Regions from separate parts of the Homo sapiens genome. Here region 1 is linked to region 2. A link is a loop called in an ENCODE intact Hi-C map of the cell type or tissue named here. Cell type or tissue: HepG2. All regions are shown on one strand. Each heading gives the region's core, and the rest is flanking DNA. Links, peaks and the distances in the headings are about the cores only.

Region 1 (5,390 bases), core at 206-5,205, 160 kb before region 2:
TCTTCATTCTCCTTTAGCAATGGATTTACAGCCACTATTAACGTTTATCTATTGATATGTAAGTCTCTCTACTAGATTCTAGTATCTTTGCGAACATAGACTGTTACTCATTTTACCAATCTGCAAGTACTTTGCAAAAAGAGGTTGATAAATGATTAGGGAATGAATGCATGTGTAACAACCTGGTTTACTGAGAACATCCTATATGCCAGGGATGTTCTTAGTACTTTGCGCTTGCCACCTCATTAATCTTTGCCATAAACCTATAAGATCGGGACTGTTACGTTGCCTAAAGCAAGGTGAGGGTTAGTACTGGTTATATAAGTAGCAGAGGTAGAATGTGAACCTAGGAAGCCTGGCACCATAGCCTGTGATCTTAGTGACTATGTATATTGTATATTGCTGGTACTGTAGTTCATGTCCTGATTTGCTTGCCACATATAGGGGAGGAGAAAGGGGCAAAATGAAATTTGGAGCAATGACTTTGAAATCATGAGTATATGATTTCATACAAGTCATAAATTAATTTCTCAGTTTCCTCATATAAAAATGGATTAATAGAAGTATTTATTCATGAAATCCTTGTGTCAAATAAATGAGACAATGCACATAAAAATGCACATAATAAAAACAAATCTTCATGATAATGCAAAGTATGCCTAAAGTGTTTAACTCACATCTTCTCCTTTGAGATCACAATACCACATTCCATCTGGGAGTGAGATCTTAGCATCTACCCTTCTGCATTTGATGCTATACAACATTATTTTTCCCAAGAGCAATGATTTCTCATCAGTATGACGCTATCCAATAACAGTCGTAAAAATATAGAAAGTAGCATTCATGTCCATTAGTAAGAATGATCGACAGGCCAAAAAATTAAGGGCCTTATTATTTTGTAACTAAAAATGAATCTCTCTCAAATGTTAAGTTGGAGGCATTTCTTATTTTCTTATTAGGGGGTGATAATTAAGCTAATAATAGCATACTTTACTCTGTGTGGTGGCACACTGATGCATTTTTCTTTTTAACCAACCTACCGTGTTATATGTAGTTACAGCACTCGGAGTACATAGTTAAGCAAACACATGGGTAGCAAAGAAAGGTCATTATTAAGAGATTGTTTTATTTATTTAAAAAAGTATTTTTCTTTGAAATTTTTCTAACAAAATGGTATTCAATCTAGAAATTACAGTAAGAAACAAAAGATGCTAACTCTAATGAAGGAGAAGTGACAAAAGAGGTTGGAGAAGAAATACATGCTTTAACGCTCCTATTCTCCAGATAAAATAAGGCACCTGATACTAACACATGAGTCCCTGCCAAGAGAAAATAATCATTGTATTGTAGTGGCTCTTTGTGCACAGAATTTAAGGACAGGGCCTACTCTTATCCTTGAGGGAAAAAAGTAAGTATCTGATTTAAAATATCCACTAATGTGCTTACAAGAAATAATGCATAACCCATTAGCAAGCCTTTGCATAGCAAATTAATAATTTGAGATTCGGAATTTACCTGAAGGTCTCAGATTTATACTAGTTTAACTTTTTCTTCACTTCTTTTGAATTATGGACATGGGAACAATTTTTCATACTATTTGGTGAGCCTGTTACTTTTAGCAATAGCACTTGCAGTGTATGTCTTGAATTTGAATGTGTATATATGAAAGCTACAACCAAATGGCCTATGAGATATTATTAGTTTCTTTACACAAAATCTGCTAGAATATGATATTTTAAAATTTTACAGTATAAAGTAAAAACTTTCAAAATATTAATTGAATCTCAATAGGAAGCGATGTAGCATATAAGAAGTCCAGTTTACTGCTTTGAATTGTTCTCTTAATAAATCTCACTATGCTAGAATGATGACTCTCATATTTTGCCTGCATTAAAATCATTTTAGAAGGTAATTGGTTTAGCTTGTTGTAATACTACCTGATAATATTTCTTTTGCTTTTCAAGCAAAGAATAAGGTATCATTAAATTATTGGTGCATGGGGAAGTAATGTATTACAAATGTTAGTGAGTACAGAATATAAAATGGACTTGAGAAAAATAAATACGCTTCATTCAGGAGACTTACTGCAGGTTTCGTTGGATTATTTAAACTCATTCAGATAGGTTTCTATTTGATGGGCAAGAATTGCTTGGTAACCCATTCTCTTTATTTTTCTTATATGAAGTTTACTAATTGAAAAATATATAGAAAATACATTAAAAGCATTAGAAGGTGTATTTTGGAAAATTCACCTAATCCTACTTTAGAATTAAAATGAGATGTGCTATTGTTTTGAACATTTAAAAAAATAAGGTATATCAAAGTTTAATTTTTGTTGTTGAACCTGAAATTAGAGAAATAAAATGATTAGGTTTACATAACTTTAATGCATTTTTTTAAAATTAGAATGTCCACAACCATAAAATGAAACAATTTTTTCAAATAGACTGTCCTAAGTGATATATCGGTATATAATAAATATAAGATATAATGTAATAAATAAAATAAAATAAGTATGTGATAAATATGTAAACGTGTGTGTAACTATACTTTCTACGGATGATTTTTAATAAGTTAAAACATAATACTATTTTACTAAATTGAGAATATTTTAATTCAGTAGATATATCAAATTAGCTGAATGTTTTCCTTCCACAGAAATTTTTTTAAAAAATCAATAGCCCATTGTTTTTTTCCAGACTGAGGCGAACTGAACGAATTAACTAAGTCTGAGGGAGTGGGTAGTTCGTAAAGTCATAGCCCAAGAGTCTAAAGTTTCCCTAGCATCCAGCTTACTCTTGTGTGTACAATTATATACATCATTTTAACAAATTTAGCAAGTGCTGCTCACTGACTTAGCCTGATATTTCACCACAATACACAACTGTAGGTTGGAGGGCAGGTGCCTTGTGAACTGTGGACAGAGTCCCGATCAGCTGAGCACACACAGTATGTAAACATGTCAGAATAGATAATGGATACAGTGATAGATGCTTCTGTGGTGAGGAAAATCAAAGAAGCTGTCATTTAGCTTGACAAAAGAAAGGGATGGAAAGCAGGACCGACTGCCCTGAGCAAGGAAGACAGGTGGTCCAGCTGAAGAAGGGAGGGAGCAGTAATGATCTTGGAGGCAGTTAATGGCTGTCTGATCTATGGCATCCTTGTACATAAATATAAGCCATTTACCAGCTAAAAATGCTTGAGAAGGCAAAGGAATAGAAGTCACCATTATTTTTCCCCTTATCTTACATCGGTTATTTGGCAATTTGGATAAAATGAATATTTAATTTTGAGAGATTATGGAAGACTATCCTCTAACTACCAACATCTGCTATAAGAAAATAATTTTATGTACAAGTACTATACTCTGGTTGGTTAGTTGGTTGTCAAGCTGTAGAATTTATGAGCTGGGTTTAATGAAATTAAGTGGATGTTGTGATTGAAGAAACTAGACATCTTGTTACATGAAGAGTTAAGAGCTAATTTATTTGTTACAAATCTCACAGTCAATGCCTCAATCAATTGGGGAAAATGTCCAAAAAGCTGAAACATAAACATGTGAAATACATCCATGGTATGGTAAGCTTTAAGGGAGTTGACCATTTCAGTTGATAAAACAGGAAGGATTATAGAAGCCAAATCAGCTTAAGGCAAAAGTTCAAGTACCAATTAAGATAGAGCCTAATAGAACCTATTCGTCAGCTATTAAGTGACTCTGTAGACAGTGAAAGTCTATTTGTTACAGAGATGAGATTTGTTCACAATTTTAACTATACTTAAGTATAATTTTAAGTATTTTCAGATTTCAGATGAACAGACGTGCTAGAGGTTAAAGGGAGAAGATTACTGTCATTAAAATGCATATTTAATTGAATTGTCCAGGCCTTTGATTTTTTCCTTCCACATTCCTTCTGCTTTAAGATTCAATTCTTTTGTCTATAGAAATTATATGTGGGAAATTATCAATGCAATACTTTTTGTTTATTTACCCTAATGAATGGAAGCAGTGATATCAATGTAAGTAGATAAAAGCAATCTAAAAATACTTGTCTTTAATGTTATATTTAAAAATTTGCATGATTATTTCTGTATATATATACTGCATAGCTACAGTAAAAGATGTTTGATTGCATATTATATTTTGTCTCAATCTCTCTATATTTGCTACTAGCCGACCACAAAAAAAATTAAAAAATAAAATAAAAAAACATGGATTCTGACACTTAAATCTTGAACTGGAACCAAATATGCCAACTTTTAACATACTTCCTTGCCTTATTAGAAAGCTGGTCTTGGTCAAAGCATTTACTTTACTGAGTCTCAGTTTCTTGTTCACAGAAATGAAGTGAAGAATGTTTCTCTTATTGATCTTGCCATGGAGAACAAATGGAATAAGGTATGTTACTCTACTTCGATAAATGCACAGATTAAAACTCAAGGCCACAGACAAATGAGCTTGGTCTCCACCTTAAATAAAATCCTAGAATGGAATAGAAAAATGACTAGTGTTTACTAGGAGAGAATAAAACGTATCTAACCTCATTTCTTTGTTTCATGGAATTCTTAATTGTTTGGTCAGGAAAATTAGGAAGGAATATTATGTCTAAATTTTAAGACCCTTGACAAAATCCATTTTGATCATTTTGCAAACAAGTTTTATAAATATAGAGTGAATTGAAGAAAAAAGAGATATTAACTAAAATCCTCTGTGCCAATTACAGTGCTTGGCGTTAACATGTATTATTTTGTTTAGTGCTTCCAAGCTTGTAATCAACCTCTGAGGGATAGTGTAACAGGGGTGGGTGAAGTACATGCTCTAGAACTAGAGTACCTGCTTTAAATCTCAGGTCCCTTGCTTTCAAGCTGTGTGACCTCAAACAAGTTATTTAACTGCAATGCACCTCAGTTTTCTCACAAGAGGCACATTGTGGTTATAAACAAAATAGTTCACAGCTTAATAGAGTTATCATGAGGATTAAATAAGTAAATACCTATAAAGGTTTTGGAATACTGCCTGACACATAGTTAGCAGTTAATAAATAATATTTGCTAACAGCTTTTAAGCAATTATTAAATGTTAACTCAGAACACTGCAGTTCATTAAGTGATTTGTCCAGCCTCTCATACAAATTAAGAAATGGAGTAATGATTCAGGTCTGTCTGAATCAGACCCATCTCCCTTTATGGCTCCAACACTTTATTCTTTAAACATCTCCATACCAGGCTGTATGGACTACTGGACTCTGCCAAAAGTATGGGGTGACAGATTGGGATAATATCACAGCGTTGCAAACAGCTAAGAATGCAACATTAGATATTCCTGTACTTAAAATTACGATTCAGGCTCATCACCAGTGGAAACTTCTCTCTAGTCATGTTTTTATGCAGTC
Region 2 (5,390 bases), core at 266-5,265:
AATGACAAAGTCACCTAGTCCTTCTTTGCCTTATTTTCCTTCTGTAAAACAAGGATTTTTTTACATATTTTAAGAATTAAAGAGGCAATATATGTGAAGGTGTTGATAGAAAAGAGCAGGACTAAACCACAGTATGACTCAACCATAACTATATAAAGACAACATGGTACCAAGTGGAGAGATGGGCAGCTATAGAGCTATTTTAAGCAAAACAAAGTTTCCCTCCAAAATGTCCGCATCCTAATCTGGAACCTGAGAGCGCGTTATGTTATAGGGCATAGAGGAATTGAGGTTGCAGATGGAATTAAAGTTGCTAATTAGCTAACCTTAAGATCAGAAGAGGATCCTGGATTTTCTGAGTGGGCCCAGGTAATCACAAGGGTCTTTGAACAATAAAGACAGAGACAGAGCTGCATCAGAGTCAAGAAAGGAGGTGTGATGGCAGAAAAGGAGATTGTAATAATGGGAAGTGTGAAAGCTTAATCTTCCACTGCTGGCACTGCTGCCAACGAAAGAGCCTCTAGAAGCTGGAAAAGGCAAGGAAAACAATACTCCCCTGGAGCCTCTAGAAAGGAAGTAGTCCTGCCGACACTTTGATTTCAGCCCAGTGTGACTCATTTTGAAACTCTGACCTCCAGATTTGTGAGATAATTAATGTGTGTTGTTTGAGCCACGAAGGTTGTGTAATGTGTTACAGTTGCAATAGGAAACTAATTCAAGAGCTGACTGGCAGAGGGGGCAATCTGATATTCTCTGCCTGTGTCCCGTTGGCTCCCAGCAATTCACAGGAATGTCAGAGACTGAACGCAAGCTAACTAACCCTTTTCCTTGATATCTGTGGATTTCTGGTTACTTCGCTTAGGCTGTTTCACTGCTCACAGTAAAGCACTGTGGAGACCAGAGAGAATACTCTGGACGAGAACTCATGAAATGTGAACTTTTCTGATTTTCAAACGTCTCTTCCTGTGCCAAATACAGCATTGGGCTCCAGAGTATCGACGGCGCTCTCCTGTGATGTAGGCCGTGAATTTCACGTGATGTGCACCTTGCTCCCAGCATGAATCCTAGACTGAAACTTCTTGGCGGCTGTAAAAATAAGATTTGGGGTTTTCACTTGGCACCTCATTTTCTTAATGTAGCAATAGCTAGTTCTCTCTTTCCCTTTACAGCTTTCACTTGGTCTGGAAAAGCAGAAAAGGATTCGTGTGACTCCTCCTGACTTTCCATTGTCCTATACTGTAATAACTGGGAGAGAAGGGCTGTCCTTGTTTCAGGAGGAGTGTGTGGCAAACAAAATAACTTCCAAATTAATTTGGCTTGCCTGTTGGGTCAACTCCACTTCTTCACTGTCAATCCTTCTGAACTCTATTTCATTTGTAGAATTCATGCTTCAGGATATGCACAAGAGGCCTGGCACATGGCTCATGCTTGTAATCCCAGCACTTTGAGAGGCCGAGGCAGGTGGATCACTTGAGGTTAGGAGTTTGAGGCCAGCCTGGCCAACATGGTGAAACCCTGCCTCTACTGAAAATACAAAAACTAGCCGGGCGTGGTGGTGGATGCCTGTAATGCCAGCTACTTGGGAGGCTGAGAGAGGAGAATCACTTGAACCTGGGAGGCAGAGGTTGCAGTGAACAGAGACTGTGCCATTGCATTCCAGCCTGGGCAACAAGAGCGAAACTACATCTCAAAAAAAAACAAAAAAAGATATGCATAAGGACAGCCTCTGCATGGCAATGCTACAATGTTGGAGAGAGATGATTCCTTACATTTCTTTTTTCTGCTTCTAGCACCCAAGGACACACCACTGACTTATTTTCCAGCCCCCATGCTCAAAGATGCAGTAGTAAGCTTTGGGGTAATCAAGTCATGAAACTTACTTTATCCACCTGTGTCTACTCCAGTTTGTCTCTATGTCCAGTTTGTCTCTATGTCCTCTATGAACTAGAGGAAGTCAGTTTCTATTATCTTGTCTATAAAATGGGAATGGTATTTCCTGGCTTCTCCTTCCTTCATACTGATAAATGTGGTTAATAATGGAAGCTGAGAATAGCCGCACAGTTCTGACTTCCTCAGAGATGTGGCTAAATAAAAATTATATAATACATATTAGTGTTCATCTAGACATGCCTAATGAAAAGAAAGCTAAATGGGGAAGAGAGTGCTATGGACATTACAAATTCCACATGTTCCTTTTAAAGCTTAGATTAAGCCTGAGCCTCATTAGCAAAAGTGCCTCAGCCACTTGATCACATAACCTCTGGGGAGAGTCTGACAGTAGTGGTGTCTCTTTTGGTTGCTTTTGCTTCCTTTGTATACCCTCAAATTTCATTTAAGATTTTCACAAAAATAGATGTAGTAGCTCAATGTTTTCTTCTTTTCATCATATTTTTTTCAGAAATATAAACTGTCTTCTTAGTTGAAACATTCTTGTATCATTAATGATGGACTCACTATATGTCTAAACTATATTTTGTATCAGTAAATATATTACAAAATTGTGGTTTTATTCTTTTTTAGAGGCAAAATGAGGCTGGCATTTGAAACAACGCTGTGAGACAAACTCTCTTTATCTACCCCCTCCCCACCTTCTCTCTCTCTCTCTTTCTCTCTCAATCGCTCTCTCTGGATAGACACACATGCCTGCTCCCATGCACACATGCACACACTCTACCCCCAGAGTTAGATGGTTATATACTGAACTTGAAGAAAACTTCAGCTAGCAGTTGGTCTTTGAAATCTTTTGTATTTACTTATGCCTTTAGAGCTCAGTATTGTTTTCATCTGCTATCCTTCCAGAAAATAAAAGAGATACCCACAACATTCTGTATATTAATGCCATAAATGCCTGCCTCTGGCAAAGCCTTAATGTGTGAACAAAGAAAGGAATTGTTCACACAGCAAAACATACAAGGAGAAATGTATATCAGTGGTGGAAACCTCTCTGTCAGAGGGAATTTCAGATCATTTCAATGTTTACATTTGCAACTGAAGCATATTGACAGAGCAAAGCAAATAAATGTACACTAGGAAATGCAGGAAGAAAATTATTTGCCCAGATACTGCAAAGATTTTCTAGCTATGTGAGAAATGAAAATGCATTTTTGCCATATTTGGTAAACTGAATGTTATTAAGAGGACAAACCTCATGTAAAAAGGAGATAAGCAGAAACTGATTTGAATATTATTGCAGAGCAAAGTAAATAATCATGATGCATTCAACCTTTATAAATGTGCAAAAACAGATTAATTTTCCCAATTACAAGCCTTAATAATATTAAATGACTTTAAACACATGAAGTAGGGTAAGAAATAGATAGCAATGATAATACACGAGTGTGTTATAAGGGATATTAATGAATAATTGGTTACACAAAAGAGGGAGGGGATGGAGAAAAAAGGGAAAATGCTGGATTAAAGTTAAACAGATATCCTGAATACTTGTCATATCCTTAAAGGCTAATATACGTTCTGAATCTCTAAATAGAAATAGAGTATACAGTGTTTTCTAAACTTCTTAATCCCAAAAATACTTTCGCAAAGCACCTCGAGAGACTAAGAGTTGTGAGGAATACATAGGTAAATGAATATCTTTCCAATTGACTTAGACTTAGAGTTAAACTGAATTGCACAGGGGCAGTGGCTAATGCCTATAATCCCAGCACTTTGGGAGGCTGAGGTGGACAGATACCCTGAGGTCAGGAGCTCAAGACCAGCCTGGCCAACATGGTGAAACCCTGTCTCTACTAAAAGTACAAAAATTAGTCAGGCATGGTGGTCGACACCTGTAATCCCAGCACTTTGGGAGGCTGAGGCAGGAGAACCACTTGAACCCAGGGAGGCTGAGGTTGCAGTGAGCCAAGATCACATCATTGCACTCCAGCCTGGGCAACAAGACTGAGGCTCCATCTCAAAAAATAAATAAAATTAAAATAAAATAAAATAAAATAAAAAACTGAATTGCACATTCTATTCTAGATGTTGATACAATGATGGTTATTGAAATCTGATTTTTTGCAAATTAATAAATGAGCTACAGATGTGCAAATAGAGAAGTCATTATTCTATATTTGTTTCTGAAATCTAGTTCCCTATTTCTGAGAGTTGCAGGGGTTATGCCAGAAAATTGCTGACCAGATAGTCACAAAGAGGTATTACCAGATGGTCTCACAGTATATTGGCAATGTTACGATGATCCAGGTCCAGAAACTTGACTTTTTCATAACCAATATTGTATTGTCAATCCCATAGTTATAGACCTGGATTCTTTTTTAAAAAATTCACTGGTTTTCAATGAAAAAGAAAATTGTCGGTTCAAAGATGGCCAAATAGGAACAGCTGTGGTCTGCAGCTCCCAGCATGATTGATGCAGAAGATGGGTGATTTCTGCATTTCCAACTGAGGTACCTGGTTCATCTCATTGAGACTGGTTGGACAGTGGGTGCAGTCCACGGAGGGCAAGCTGAAGTAGAGCGGGGCATCACTTCACTCGGGAAGCACAAGGGGTTAGGGGATTTCCCTTTCCTAGCCAAGGGACGCCATGACAGACTGTACCTGGAAAAACGGGACACTCCCACCCAAATACTACACTTTTCCCAAGGTCTTAGTAACTGGCAGACAAGGAGATTCTCTCCTGTGCCTGGCTCAGTGGGTCCCACGCCCATGGAGCCTTGCTCACTGCTAGCACAGCAGTCTGAGATAGAACTGGGAGGCAGCAGCCTGGCTTGGGGAGGGGCATCCACCATTGCTGAGGTTTGAGTAGGTAAACAAAGCGGTTGGGAAGCTCAAATTGGGCGGAGCCCACTGCAGCTCCACAAGGCCTACTGCCTCTAGACTCCACCTCTGTGGGCAGGGGATAGCTGAACAAAAGGCAGCAGAGAACTTCTGCAGACATAAACGTCCCTGTCTGACAACTCTGAAGAGAGTAGTGGTTCTCCCAGCACGGCATTTGAGCTCTGAGAACAGACGGACTGCCTCCTCAAGTGGATCCCTGACCTTCGTATAGCCTAACTGGGAGACACCTCCCATTACGGGCCAACAGATGCCTCATATAGGTGGGTGCCCCTCTGGGGCGAAGCTTCCAGAGGAAAGATCAGGCAGCAATATTTGCTGTTCTGCAATATTTGCTGTTCTGCAGCCTCCACTGGTGATACCCAGGCAAACAGGGTCTGCAGTGGACCTCCAGCAAACTCCAGCAGACCTGCAGCTGAGGGATCTGACTGTTAGAAGGAAGACTAACAAACAAAAAGGAATAGCATCAACATCAACAGAAAGGACATCTACACCAAAATCCTATCTGTAGGTCACCAACATCAAAGACCAAAGGTAGATAAAACCACAAAGATGGGGAGAAACCAGAGCAGAAAATCTGAAAATTCTATAAATCAGAG

Evidence for each region. A loop is a pair of places that touch in the nucleus more often than their neighbours do. Peaks named below come from ENCODE experiments on the same cell type or tissue, not always from the same donor. Only the 100,000 strongest peaks of a DNase experiment are listed, where the experiment ranks them.
Region 1: a loop joins it to region 2, with 9 times the contacts of the local background. A loop is called at or near these places in 3 of 110 quality-filtered maps.

The regions. Positions count from the first base shown.
Region 1 is chr2:180,604,780-180,610,169 of GRCh38, forward strand. No RefSeq gene overlaps it. Among named protein-coding and RNA genes, the nearest start is that of SCHLAP1, 85 kb to the right of the region's middle. RefSeq lists a silencer at 2,743-3,037. In HepG2, for the core only: no CTCF peak of the experiment used is centred there; a DNase peak (open chromatin) is centred at 2,932.
Region 2 is chr2:180,760,793-180,766,182 of GRCh38, forward strand. The region is part of intron 3 of SCHLAP1 (SWI/SNF complex antagonist associated with prostate cancer 1); the gene reads left to right. Among named protein-coding and RNA genes, the nearest start is that of SCHLAP1, 71 kb to the left of the region's middle. In HepG2, for the core only: no CTCF peak of the experiment used is centred there; DNase peaks (open chromatin) are centred at 639, 2,949 and 4,789.